Regions from separate parts of the Homo sapiens genome. Here all the other regions are linked to region 2. A link is a contact called in ENCODE Hi-C or POLR2A ChIA-PET data. All regions are on one chromosome and are shown on one strand. Each heading gives the region's core, a stretch centred on a gene start or an enhancer-like site at or near the end of the contact. The rest is flanking DNA. Distances are from core to core; before and after follow the strand shown.

Region 1 (4,641 bases), core at 704-3,203, 33 kb after region 2:
CTGTAATCCCAGCACTTTGCGAGGCAGAAGCTGGCGGATCACCTCAGGTCGGGAGTTTGAGACCAGCCTGACCAACATGGAAAACCCTGTCTCTACTAAAAATACAAAATTAGCCAGGTGTGGTGGCACATGCCTGTAATCCCAGATACTCGGGAGGCTGAGGCAGGAGAATTGCTTGAACCCAGGAGGTGGAGGTTGTGGTGAGCCGAGAGCGCACCATTGCACTCCGGCCTGGGCAACAAGAGTGAAACTCTGTCTCAAAAAAAAAAAAAAAATTTATTTTTTAGAGATAGTATTGCTTTGTTGCCCAGGCTGGTCTCAAATTCCTGGGCTCAAGTGATCCTCCCACCTCGGCCTCCCAAAGTGCTAGGATTACAGGCATGAGCCACTATGCCGGGCCAAGGCTTTTAAGAGTACAGATCTTGTCTCATTTGTTTCTATATACAATGTCTCACACAAAATGTTTCGTACACAAGTTGCTAAACACACATTTATTGAATGAAGAAGCAATAATTACCAAATTAACTTCACAATGTAAACTCGTGTTACATTAAAGAACATTAGAGGCAAGTACAAGGCAGTAAAGCCAAGAGGTATTTGATTTTCTTTAATCAAATATTTATAAAGAAGTCAGGCAATAGGATTCTACTAGAAAAACAATGGCTACATTTTAAAATCATGGGTTTTTCTAGAAGCTGAAAAGACCTGGTTTGGATGTGACACACCCTTGCTTTTCTTCCTCCCAGGCCCACTATTATTTTGACCACACCATCTACAGAGATGTCATAGCACATCCAGGCAGGCACTGGCTTCATAGGAGAGTTTTCTGTCTGCTTTCTTCCCACCCTCTACTCAAATAACCATATCACAATCGTGTCACACAACTCTACTTCTACGTGCAACTTTACTGCCTAACCTCTCCCAAATCATTCCTAATGGAAAACCACCACCACATCCAAAGTGGTGTCACAGAGCTGGCAAGCTGAGACATGCATTAGCTTTATATTGGAAAAAGAGCGGCCGGGCATAGTGGCTCATGTCTGTAATCCCAGCACTTTGGGAGGCCAAGGTGGGAGGATCACGAGGTCAAGAGATCAAGACCATCCTGGCCAACATGGTGAAACCCCATCTCTACTAAAAATACAAAAATTAGCCAGGCGTGGTGGTGGGCGTCTGTAGTCCCAGCTACTCGGGAGGCTGAGGCAGGAGAATAGCTTGAACCTGGGAGATGGAGGTTGCAGTGAGCTAAGATTGTGCCACTGCACTTCAGCCTGGGTGACAGTGAGACTCCGTCTCAAAAAAAAAAAAAAAAAGAGCTTGAACAGAGTTAATCACTCTAAATGTTGTAAAAAAACAATATACTATAAAGAGGAAATATTACTCATCCTTGACAGGGAAGTGACATGTGCCTAGAAAAGCACGTAACATCAACAATAAGTTTTCACTAAAGTTTTTATTGCTAACTATATCAAAAATCGAAATGAAGCCTCAAATCATTGTCATGTCACAAGACCTTAAAAATTTATATTCTGAATGATTTTTATTCCCCTATCCCCATACCCCACCCCAAATCATACCAGCTAGAATTACTTAACTCAGGAAGGGGGTGCTTTCTTAATGCATGTGCTTTGAGAGTAAGTGATTACTCAACTTTGTTATTTTTAGTTTCATATGACATACAGATTCATGTTGAGAAGGAGGGTTGCTTTTTTTTTTGAGACAAGGTCTTGCTCTGTCGCCCAGTCTGGAGTGCGGTGGCACAGTGCAATAGTGTGATCATAAGCTCGCTGCAGCCTCAACCTCCCAGTCTCAAGTGACTCTCCTGTCTCACTGTCTCAGCCTCCTGAGCAGCTGGGACTACAGGCACACACCACAGCTGGCTTTTTTTTTTTTTTTTTTTTTGGTAGAGACAGGGTCTCACTGTGTTGCCTAGGCTGGTCTCAAGTTCCTGGCCTCAAGTGATCTTCCTGCCTTGGCTTCCCAAAGTAAGCCACCACACTAGGCCAAGGATTGCTTTTGTACTTTAGACCACTGTGGAAACAAACCCATGAAGGATCTTGTCAAAATGCAGACTCGCACTCTGTAGGTCAGGGATGGGGCCTAAGAATCTGAATTTCTAAACTCCCAGGTGATGCTGATGTCGCTTGGTCTACAGACTACATGCAGTGAGTAGCAAAGCCTTTAAACAAATGACTGTTTATCACTGCTCTAAAGATAGTAAGACCAACAGGAAACTCTTTTTTTTTTTTTTTTTTTTTTTTTTTTTAAAGACAGAGCCGCACTCTGTTGCCCAGGCTGCAGTACAATGGCTCAGTCTTGGTTCACTGCACCTCTGCCTCCTGAGTTCAAGCGATTCTCCTGCCTCAGCCTCCCGAGTAGCTGGGATTAGAGGCGGCCACCACACCTGGCTAATTTTTGTATTTTTAGTAGAGACGGGGTGTTTCACCATGTTGGCTAGGCTGGTCTCGAACTCCTGACCTCAAGTGATCCGCCCGTCTCAGCCTCCCAAAAGGCTGGGATTACAGGCATTAGCCACTGCACCCGGCCCCAACAGGAAACTCTTAACTCTGATACTACTGGTAAACTAGACTTTGTCTAGAGACTAGAGTCTTTTCTATAGCATGATTTACCATTCCCCATAAAGTGTCATTATTAAGCTTTTCCACATCTTTGCCTTTTCTCAGACTGTTCCCACTACCTAAAATGCCCCTCTCTTCATTTCCACATACCTTACTTAACGATGGGGATACATTCTGAGAAATGCATTCTTAGGTGATTTTGTGGTTGCATAATCATAGAGTGTACTTACATAAACCTGGATGGTATAGCCTACAATACCCTCAGGCTATACGGTAGAGTCTATTGATCCTAGGCTACAAGCCTGTACAGCATATTACTGTACTGAATACTGTAGACAACTGCAACAAAATGGTAAGTTTTGTGTATCTTAACATATCTAAACATAGAAAAGGTACAGTAAAAATATGGTATTATAATCTCATGGAACCACCATCATGTATGCGGTCTGTTGTTGACCAAAACATCTTATGCACTGCATTACTGTAGTTAGATTCTACTCATCCTCAAATACCAGTTCAAATACTTCCTTCTCATGTTCTTCAACTACCAAGGCAGCCATTTACACTCCTTTCTTTTCTTTTCTTTTCTTTTTTTTTTTTTTTGAGACAAGGTCCCACTCTGTCACCCAGGCTGGAGTGCAGTGTTGCAATTACAGCTCACTGCAACCTTGAACTCCTGGGCTCAAACAATCTTTCTGCCTCACCCTCCCAAATATGCTAGGATTACAGGTGTGAGCCACCATGCCCAGCCTATATCACCTTCCTATAGCATCATTTCCAAGCTTTAACTATGTTTTATCACATGCCTTATAACTTTTTTACTAGACCACAAGCTTCTTAACAGCAAGATACCATTCTCTTGCCTGGCATATGACAATATATAAACGCTTGTTAGTCTTTCTCTGAAGGAGGTTAAAAATAAAAAACACTTGCTGGGTAAATTATGGTTTGTTTTGTTTTGTTTTGTTTTTGAGGCAAGATCTAGCTCTGTCAACTACGCTGGAGAGCAGTGGCACCATCATAGCTCACTGCAGCCTCAAACTCCTGGGCTCAAGTGATTCTTCACTGGGTAAATTTATTTTTATTTATTTTTATTTATTTTTATTTTGAGACTGGGTCTTGCTCTGTCACCCAGGCTAGAATGCAGCAGCGCTATCTGGCCTCCATGTTCAAGTGATTCTCCCACCTCAGCCTCCCAAGTAGCTAAGATTACAGGCATGTGCCCCCATACCTGGCTAATTTTTTTGTATTTTTAGTAGAGACAGGGTTTCACCATGTTGGCCAGGCTGGTCTTGAACTCCTGACCTCAAGTGATCCACCCGCCTCAGCCTCCCAAAGTACTGGGATTACAGGTGTGAGCTACTGCGCCCAGCCTTCACTGGGTAAATTTAAAACACAACTCAAAATTTTTTGAGTACCTATTATGTGCCAGGCACTGGCAACGATGATAATGATGATGGTATGAGATAACTCTTTTTTTTTTTTGAAACAGAGTCTCACTCTGTTGCCCACGCTGGAGTGCAGTAGTGCAATCTCAGCTTACTGCAACCTCTGCCTCCCAGGTTCAAGCAATTCTCCTGCCTCAGCCTCCCGAGTAGCTGGGATTACAGGCGCCTGCCACCATGCCTGGCTAATTTTTATATTTTTAGTAGAGACAGGGTTTTGCCACGTTGGCCAGGCTGGTCTCGAACTCCTGACCTCAGGTGATCCACCTGCCTCGGCCTCCCAAAGTGCTGGGATTACAGGCATGAGCCACCACGCCCGGCCTGGTATCAGCTAAGTTGTTTTTTTTTTTTTTTTTTTTTTTGAGATGGAGTCTCACTTCGTTGCTCTGTTGCCCAGGCTGGAGTGCAGTGGCACAATCTTGGCTCACTGCAACCTCCACCTCCCAGGTTCAGGGGATTCTCCTGCCTCAGCCTCCCAAGCAGCTGGGATTACAAGCGTGCACCACCATGCCTGACTAATTTTGGTATTTTTATTAGAGACAGCATTTTACCATGTTGGCCAGGCGGGTCTCAAACTCCTGACCTCAAGTGATCCGCCATCCTCGGCCTCCTGAAGT
Region 2 (4,808 bases), core at 1,276-3,775:
ACCTCACACATGCACATGAAAATCCAATCATCGTGCTATGGACTACAAAATGACTACATACTATTACTCATTTTAGAGAAGGCATTTAGAAATTAAGCAACTTGCTTAAAGTTATCCAGTTATTAAGTGGCAGAGACTGGCAGACTCTGCAGTCTGGCTCCAGAGTCCATACTCTTTACCACTACGTTGCACTGGAGACTTAGAGACCACAGCATCTGAGTAAGAGAGCCTCATGCAGCACAGGAGCTCAAAAATGAATTTACTCAAACCTTATATGATGTATTATCTCCCTCCTCCTCCCAAGGGAGAAAAAGAGGGAAATTCCTCTAAGCCTAAAATTTATATCTTAATACATATTTTTGGGTACCATTGCATTTACAAAGGACTAGGGAACTTAATGGGATAAGAGGAGAAATATCTGAATTCTAGCCCAATTCAGCCTCCTAATAGCCATTTAACTTGGACAAATCAACTAATAAGGCTATCCATCTTTCACTTTTCTCAACTATAAGTAGGTATGATAATCCCTGATTCACCTAATTTGCAGTGTTGTTATGAGAATCTAATAAAATATGTGAAAGTTGGCCAGGCGCCGTGGCTCACGCCTGTAATCTCAGCACTTTGGGAGGCCAAGGCGGGCAGATCACCTAAGGTCAGGAGTTCAAGACTAGCCTGGCCAACATAGTGAAACCCCATCTCTACTAAAAATACAAAAATTAGCCGGGCATGGTGGTGGGTGCCTGTAATCCCAGCTACTCGGGAGGCTGAGGCAGGAGAATCACTTGAACCCGGGAGGCGGAGGCTGCAGTGAAGTGAGATTGAGCCACTGCACTCCAGCCTAGGCAACAGAGTGAGACCCTGTCTTGAAAAAAAAATATGTAAAAGTTGGCCAGGCGAGATGGCTCACACCTGTATTCCTAGCACTTTGGGAGGCCAAGGCAGGTGGATCCCCTGAGGCTAGGAGTTCGAGACCAGTCTGGCCAACATGGTGAAACCCCATCTCTACTAAAGATACAAAAATAAGCAGGGCATGGTGGCAGACGACTGTGATCCCAGCTACTTGGGAGGCTGAGGCACGAGAATCACTTGAACCTTGGAGGCAGAGGTTGCGGTGGGCAGAGATCATATCACTGCACTCCAGCCTGGGCAACAGGGTGAGACTCTGTCTCAAAAAAATAATAATAAAATAAAATATGTGAAAGCGCTTCGAAAAAAATTTAAATGTCATATATTTTCTGATGTGGTAATAATATAAGCACCAAAAAGAACCAGTTGGGGGCAGCACCATGCAGCACTTCAGATCCTTGGAAGCGTCGGACCAGTTTTGGCAAGACAGAAAGAATGACTAAAAATAAATCTTCCAACTTCTCAAAAGGGAAACTTGTTGATCTGCTTCATCCTGCTTGATAATCCATCTTTGAAAATCTTAAAATAAGGCATAATGACGGCATAAGCACAGCGCCTTGCTCTCTTCATTCTAGTTGAATCTGCCCAAGATTCACATTTGAGGTGCCCATTTGCTGAAAAGAAACTGAGCTTGTGAACTTCAGGGTTATAAGTGGGCAGTGAAGCTGACATCTAATCATGCAGGCAGATTTCTTTAGCTCTGAAAGTCAAAAGGTAGGCAGTGGTTCACTTCTTTAGCATGATGACAGTGTGATATGTCGGGCCTGTCTTCAGGAGCCACTCAGGTTTCCCAACTGAGTGCCAGGCAGAAGACACTATAATGAAAAGACTGTATGTGCACTCTCTATAGGCCAGGTGACACCAGGACTCTTGGTTCTGGGAAACACTTGTTTACTCTGTTCAGCAGTGTCTCTGAAGGCCCTGGAAATCCATATGCAAAGCCAGAGGGTGGAGAGCACAGGAAAAGGTGACAAAAGATGAGGAATCACACTTGGCTAATAGATTCTGGCTTCTCCAGGCAAACTGGAAAAAGCGCAAACCAAGGACCAGAGAGGGAAAACAAATGGAATTTGCTTTTACAACCCATTTCTCTTGCCTGCCTTTGGTGAATACATTAGTTGGGCTGATAAGCCTGTAGGCCCTCAGAAACCGCTTCTCAATGTTTCAAGACCTCTGCATGCATAAGAAAAGGAAATTTGAGATTTGTCAACAAGGAAGATTTCTTTCTTTTTTTTGAGACGGAGTCTCACTCTGTCCCTCAGGCTGGAGTGCAGTGGCGCCATCTCGGCTCACTGCAACCTCCACCTCCCAGGTTCAAGTGATTCTCCAGCCTCAGCTTCCCGTGTAGCTGGGATTACAGGCTGTGTCACCACACCCAGCTAATTTTTGTATTTTTTAGTAGAGACAGGGTTTTCCCATGTTGGCCAGGCTTGTCTCGAACTCCTGACCTCAGGTGATCCACCCGCCTCAGCCTCCCAAAGTGCTAGGATTACAGGCGTGAGCTACCGCACCCAGCCAGAAGATTGCTACACGGTCTCTGTGCCCATTAGCTGGAATGTTCACTTCTCCATAAGCAACTCCCAGTGCAGACTCAGCTGGTGTGGCCTCTAAACAAATCCCTCTGCAGGAAGCAGAGACAAGAGCAACTGCATTAGCATGTTCAGCTTTCCCGGATGGGGATAACAGCTGCTTTGCTTTCATTTTCAGCTAGACTACTCCCTCGGTCAGCCCTATAAAATGACCCAAGGCATTGGTAATACATTTAATTAATACAGAAGTTTTAATATTTTTAATTGTTGTTATTTTAACCTTTCAAGTTAGAAAACTATAATACAGTCAATAAAATGTGTTATAGATACTTCAATACCTCTCAGTGGCTGTTACCTTTTTCTATACCAACTTTACCTATACCAAAACTTGCCTCACTTCCTCACGGTCTAATAAAATAACAGAGTTTCTTCCATTTCATTTGTGTTTGATACTTGGTTTCATTAAATATATACAGCCTTTTCCTAGAAGGCACTCAATAACTTTCTAAAGTGTATTGGTAATTCAACTATATTATGTAAATAAACCTTTATTACTAAAATGCAAGAAATCATATGCCAACATCTTTTTTAAAATCACCAAAGGCACAGAGAAGTGGACACTCAGTTCTCCACTCAGGAATATCAATTCAGGTTATTTCTACAAACATTTATTGAGCACTCCTCCCCCTACTGCCACTTCCATATGAGAGTAAGAACTTGTCTCTTGGCCAGGCACAGTGGCTCTCGCCTGTAATCCCAGCACTTTGAGAAGCTGATGTGGGAGGATCGCTTGAGGCCAGGAGCTCAAGACCAGCCTGGGCAACATAGCAAGACCCCCACTCAAAAAAAAGATGGTAAATTATATGTTATATGTATTTTACCACGATAGAGAATGTGTGTACAAGTGTCCCCATAGTTCTTTAGTCCCTTCCACTATGTAAGGACACAACAAAAAGACAGGCATTTATGAACCATGAAGTAGGCCCTCACCAAACACTGAATCTGCCTGTGCCTAGATCTTAGATTGCCCAGCCTCCAGAAGTGTGAGAAATAAATTTTTGTTGTTTATAAGCTACCCAGTCTATGATATATTCTTATAGCAGCATAAATGGACTAAGACAACTGCCTAGGCTAAAGAGTATAGGTTCTTCCCACATATCCCTATAGGGTCTGGTAGGTACCAATTCAGGCACAGACAAGCACATAAACATATCCATACAGAGAATATTCTGGACTGGCTCTAGGGAATATGTACCTCTCTCTGAGGTAAATGCACCCAGGACTCCAGTTCCCAATTCTTGCTGATTCTAGTCAGCTACAGTAGTTTCAACCAATTATAACTATTCAGAACAATAAGACAAAATGGTAGTTTTAAAAAAATTTGAATTACCAGTGTACTGATACCTGCAACCAAATAAGCTTATCTCTGAACAGTGGTTCAAAGGCATTCAGAGAAGGTCTGGAGAAAATATCAACTCTAAGAATTATTATTCCTTTTTGAAAAATCTACCCAACTGGCCAGGAGTTAGGGCATTTACCCAAAGAAGATAACTGTGCTGTCATCTAACTAGCAGAGATAATTTGCTACCATCTAATTAGCAACATGGTACTGAGAAAGATTCATCCATCCTTCTGTTCACCTACCCAAACACTGAAAACCTACAATGTGAAACACAAAGATAAATGGGGCCAGTCTCTGCCCACAGAGACTAGTCTAGCCTAGATGGTCTAGTAGGGATGCCATACAATCAACTAACACTTTTTTTTTTTCACACAGGAGAATAACATGATCAGATATGCTACATAGAAATATTCTAACAGTAGTATAAAAATTGTATGAAAAGGTCAGGAACTGAGGCTGGGAGAAGAGTTAGGATAACCAAGGCCTGAATAAGACAATGGCAGCAAGAATGGAAAGGAGGTTATTATCTCAGAGACATTAGAGGTAGAATCAGCAAGATTTGGTGTTTGTTCAAAGGCAAGGAGTAATTAAAGAGATAAGGTCTAAATACAAAGTCAGTCCAGTTTGGTGTTTAGCTCATAGTACACAACTCATTCTCCCATTTAACAGTATCTTTTTAAAATTTATTTTCATTTTTTACAACAGGTAGAACCCACTATCAATAACTTATCATTCTCACGCCTCCCTTAGGTTATTCCATTAGCTTTCTAACCTGTTTTCTTGCCCCCTTTTGCATCTTGAAAAGATTTAGCCCTCATTCCAATCCATTTTCCACAATATAGCCAAGACAATCTTTCTGAAATGCCAACCTGAAGCCACTCTCCTGTTAAAATTATTCAGTGATGTGCTATTACTTGTAGGATAAAACCCACAATCCTTAGAAAGGCACACAAAGCCTTTCACTCCTGCTT
Region 3 (4,414 bases), core at 571-3,070, 50 kb after region 2:
GGTTAGAATGATGTAAGAAAAAGGAAGAATGATTGGAAATATGGTCAGAGCCACGTAGGCCAAATCATTTAGGGCCTGATAGGTTAAAGCCCAGAGTATGAACTTTGAAGAATGACAAAAAGCTGTATTAGGAAATTCAGCAGGGAAATGACATAATCTGATTTACCCTCTTAAAATTCAATCTGGCTATTGTGGGGTAAAAGGGGAAGACAAGAGATCAATTAGGATGGTTGGGCTAGAGTAGTAAGTGTAGAGGTAAAAAGACTCAGGACATATTTTGAAGATAATGCTGAACTACTTGATGGTTTGAAATAGGGTGTAAGAGAAAGATAATAAGAATGGTAAGTTTTTGGCTCAAGTGATGGATGAATGGTGGGAGAGGTCTGGAAAGAAGAAAGGGAATGCGGCAGGAAATTAATAGTGGTCCATAATGGGTACTCAATAATTAGTAATCATTGTTTATATTAAAAATCTTCAGCCAAGACACAGTGGCTCACACCTGTAATACCAGCACTTTGGGAGGCCAACGGGGGCAGATCACTTGAGGCCAGGAGTTTGAGACCAGCCTGGCCAACATGGTGAAATCCTATCTCTACTAAAAATACAAAAATTAGCTGGGTGTGGTGACACATGCCTGTAATCCCAGCTACTCGGGAGGCTGAAGCACGAGAACCTGGGAGGCGGAGGTTGCAGTGAGCAGAGATCATGCCACTGTACTCCAGCCTGGGTGACAGAGTGAGACTCTGTCTCAAAAAAAAATTAAGATCACCTTACAGTCTAGTGTTACAAAAGATGCTTTGTGAACTCTCTTGAGAGTCTTTCACCTAGTTACCCACCAGGATTACAATGATAAAATCAGAGAGATCCACTTTATTATTTTTTTTTCAACCTTCAACAGATGCAAAAAAACATTTTAGGCTGGGAGCAGTGGCTCACGCCTGTAATCCCAGTACTTTGGGAGGCCGAGGCAAACGGATCACCTGAGGTTAGGAGTTCGAGGCCAGCCTGGCTAACATGGTGAAACCCTGTTTCTCCTAAAAATACAAAAAATTAGCTGGGCATGGTGGCGCGTGCCTGTAATCCCAGCTACTCGGGAGGCTGAGGCAGGAGAATCACTTGAACCTGAGAGGCAGAGGTTGTAGTAAGCTGAGATTGCACCATTGCACCCCAGCTTGGGCAACAAGAGCGAAACTCCAACTCAAAAAAAAAAAATTTTTTTTTAAAACACTGCCCATTTATTCTGGAACACACTCCACATCCACATTCACTCACCCTTAAGATATTTTAAAAACCTGATTATTTAAAAATTGTTCAACATTTAATTCAATGTGATTTCTTATTTATATATTTATTTATTTTATTTTTTATTTTTTTTTTAACATACATGGTCTCACTATATCACCCAGTCTGTGTTTCAGTGGCACAACTGAAACCACCTTTGCAAAAGAGAAATCTGACATCGTTAACTCTATCTTGCCTCCAACCTCAAGCTGTTTGTCTTTGGTCATTCCTGGGCATAGGCCAAGCTAACTTTGGGAGGAATTTAGTTTACAGTTTAACCTTAAAGCAAGGATGATAATAGCCCTTCCCAAAACTAAACTACCTTTGTAAAACTAAGGAAAGGCCACAAGGTTAGGATTATGGGAGGGGAGAGAATTCTGCTAAAATGTAGGTATAGTTCTACAATTTCTTACTGCTTGGGAGTCATGTGGCTAGAGATCACAAGATTTGTGACTTCTCCAACTGCTCCTATAGATAACATCACTATTATAGAACCTAAGACTGGTTTTCTGAGAGATTTTTTTCAGACCAACCCCACCCAGACTCATGACTCATGACTCAACTGGTCCTGTAGCCCAGCCTTCCCCAACCTTTTTGGCACCAGGGACTGGTTTTGTGGAAGACAATTTTTCCACAGACTCGGGTGAGGGTCAGGTGGAGGGATGGTTTTGGGATGAAACTGTTCCACCTGAGATCATCAGGCATTTGATTCTCATAAGGGACGTGCAACCAAGATCCCTCGCATGCACAGTTCACAACAGGGTTCACGCTTCTATGAAAATATAATGCCACCGCTGATCTGACAGGAAGCAGAGCTCAGGCAGCAATGCTTGCTCACCTGTTCACCTCCTGCTGTGTGGCCCAGTTCCTAACAGGCCACAGGCTGATACCGGTCCATAACCTGGGGGTTGAGGACTCCTGCTGTAGCCCTACACAGAGGCACACTCAGCGCACAAGGACTTTTCCACACCCCCAATTAATCAGCAGCACCCATTCCCTCAGCCCTGCCCACCAAATTGTCCATAAAAACTCTAACCTCTAGAGGGCTTCAGGAAGACTGATTTAAGTGATAACTGCCTCTTTGGCATGGCTGGCCTTGAGTCAATTAAACTCTTTCTTACTGCAATGCCACGATCTCAGGGAATTGATTTTGTCTGTGCAGCTGGCAGGAAGAAGCCATCATAGCTCACTACTCCTAGGCTCAAATGGATCCTCCCGCCTCAGTCTCCCAAGTGCTCAGATTATAGGTGTAAGCCACCATGCCCTGCCTCAGTGTGATTTCTAACAACTGATCTGGTCCATTCTCATTAAACAGAAGAAATCAAAGCACAGAGGTTAAATAACTTGTCCTAGAGAATATAATTAGGAAATTGTGGAGCTGTGTGAATTGTACAAGAGAAAGAGTGGAAGAAAAGGCTGGAAAAACAGACTGAACCTTAACTGTCAGTCTAAATAATTTTTGACTCGATTTTGAAACCAATGTGAGCCACAAAAAGTTTTAAGAAATAAACTATACAACCAGAGCTGAGTATCAGGAAGAGTGAAAAAGGGCAAAGAGACAGGGAAAATAATTCACTCCAGGTGAAAGTGAAGAAGGCTGAATTACAGCCCACATATACGGGAAGGAATAGATGCAAAAGCCTTTGAATATTTAGAATCACAGCTTAGCTTCTCATTAGAAGCAAGGAATACATGATAACCAAAAATGGCTGGAATTTTTCAGGATGGATAACTGGAAAGATGGCTGTCTTAATAACTGAGACTGGGAAAATATCCTGCCATATTCTCACAGCATTAGCTAATGCTAGTCTATTTCCTACATAGTATAATTTACTTCTTAAGGAGACTCTCTGGGAGACAAGAAGCCTCTATTTCTCTTGCATTAATCATGATATTACCTAGCACAGGGAGGGACTGAGTAGTTCCAAGCAAATATTTGTGAATTGAAGGCATAGTCTTCAATTTCATATTTGGTGAATTGAAGGCATATTTGGTGAATTGAAGGAGTCTAAAAGAAATATTAAATTTCTCATGGCATAAATAACAGAGAGACCCAGTGCAGTGGCTCAAGCCTATAATCCCAGCATTTTGGGAGGCCGAGGTGGGAGGATTGCTTGAGCTCAGGAGTTCGAGACCAGCCTGGGCAATATAGTGAGAACTTTCTCTACAAAAAAATTTTCAAAGTTAGCCAAGTGTGGCGGCATACGCCTGCAGTCCCAGCTACTCAGGAGGCTGAGGTGGGAGGATTGCTTGAGCCCAGAAGGCAGAGATTGCAGTGAGCCTGGGCAACAGAGTGAGGCCCTGTCTTGGGGTCGTGGGGAGGTATGAGAACAAATCTGAGTGTATAGTTCCTCAAAAAGGCCACTGGGGAGTGGAAGTGAGTGGGGCATAGAACTGGGTTACAGATCTTGAGCATAAGACTTCCTGGCGTAAACAACCTTATTCACAAGAGACCTAAACAATCAGTCCCTGCATTCAACAAAGTACTTTATTGTTCCTTTTTTTAACTGATAACTTTGAGCAACTGATGATAAAATAACCAATCTTCACTGGGCCCATGTATAAACAGAATACACACACATGAACAAAATTTACACAAGTACTACCTCTATGACTTACCAGGCCCACACTTTTCCTCCCAAATAGAAATCTTAGGAGGAAGGGAGATAAAGGGAAAAAGGGAAACTAGGAGGTTGGGGTCAAGAAAAAGAGAACTACAAAGGTTCAGCTCACTCACTCCTGCTGGGCACACAATAGCTCTGGCAGAAGAGAACCAAGGTATGCCCAGAGGATTAAATGCCTACCACCTGGCAGATCATGCAGATAGGCTTCTTTCCCAAGTAGCCTTTCCAAAGCACTAACAGAAGAATTTTCAACTCATTCTTTTTCTTTTTCTTTCTTTCTTTCTTTCCTTCATTTCTCTCTCTCTCTCTTTCTTTTAAGCAAGAGACCTTTTCTTCAAAACTCTTATACAGAAGTTCAATATAAAAAAGATAAAAAGTGCAACTGTTCTGACTAGATGAAGCCAAGAGAACAGAAGTCTCATCTACTCAGCCACCTCCCATACCCGGGGCCAGCACCTGAGAAGGCACATCTGTGTAATCCTAGGGTTCCAAGAGATGGATTCTTCCCA

What was found. Hi-C counts contacts between places; a loop is a spot of excess contacts on that map. ChIA-PET counts read pairs that join two places held with the same protein, here RNA polymerase II (POLR2A). Pooled maps may share reads with other maps.
Region 1: a loop to region 2 is called in a map of B cell, with 7 times the contacts of the local background. The contact joins two enhancer-like sites. A Hi-C loop is called at or near these places in 3 of 168 maps with a recorded cell type or tissue (B cell, Caco-2 and OCI-LY7), 18 of 37 single-sample maps with no recorded cell type and 8 of 50 pooled maps. POLR2A ChIA-PET finds 5 or more read pairs at or near these places in 17 of 52 experiments (B cell, CD8-positive, alpha-beta T cell, Caco-2 and 13 more).
Region 3: a map of B cell shows a loop between it and region 2 (4-fold over the local background). The contact joins two enhancer-like sites. A Hi-C loop is called at or near these places in 3 of 168 maps with a recorded cell type or tissue (B cell, IMR-90 and left lung), 7 of 37 single-sample maps with no recorded cell type and 1 of 50 pooled maps. POLR2A ChIA-PET finds 5 or more read pairs at or near these places in 7 of 52 experiments (B cell, Caco-2, GM10248 and 4 more).

What each region holds. Positions count from the first base shown.
Region 1 is chr1:45,392,443-45,397,083 of GRCh38, forward strand. All of the region lies in intron 3 of TESK2 (testis associated actin remodelling kinase 2), which reads right to left. Among named protein-coding and RNA genes, the nearest start is that of TOE1, 55 kb to the left of the region's middle. RefSeq lists an enhancer at 1,550-1,619. Within about 2 kb of position 1,954, at least 12 of the 41 ENCODE cell types and tissues checked have a DNase peak (open chromatin) inside an H3K27ac peak, as active enhancers do.
Region 2 is chr1:45,358,695-45,363,502 of GRCh38, forward strand. The region is part of intron 4 of TESK2 (testis associated actin remodelling kinase 2); the gene reads right to left. It also overlaps the pseudogene LOC124904849. Among named protein-coding and RNA genes, the nearest start is that of TOE1, 21 kb to the left of the region's middle. RefSeq lists enhancers at 1,201-1,300, 1,561-1,640, 1,771-2,270. Within about 2 kb of position 2,526, at least 15 of the 41 ENCODE cell types and tissues checked have a DNase peak (open chromatin) inside an H3K27ac peak, as active enhancers do.
Region 3 is chr1:45,409,406-45,413,819 of GRCh38, forward strand. All of the region lies in intron 3 of TESK2 (testis associated actin remodelling kinase 2), which reads right to left. Among named protein-coding and RNA genes, the nearest start is that of TOE1, 71 kb to the left of the region's middle. Within about 2 kb of position 1,821, at least 4 of the 41 ENCODE cell types and tissues checked have a DNase peak (open chromatin) inside an H3K27ac peak, as active enhancers do.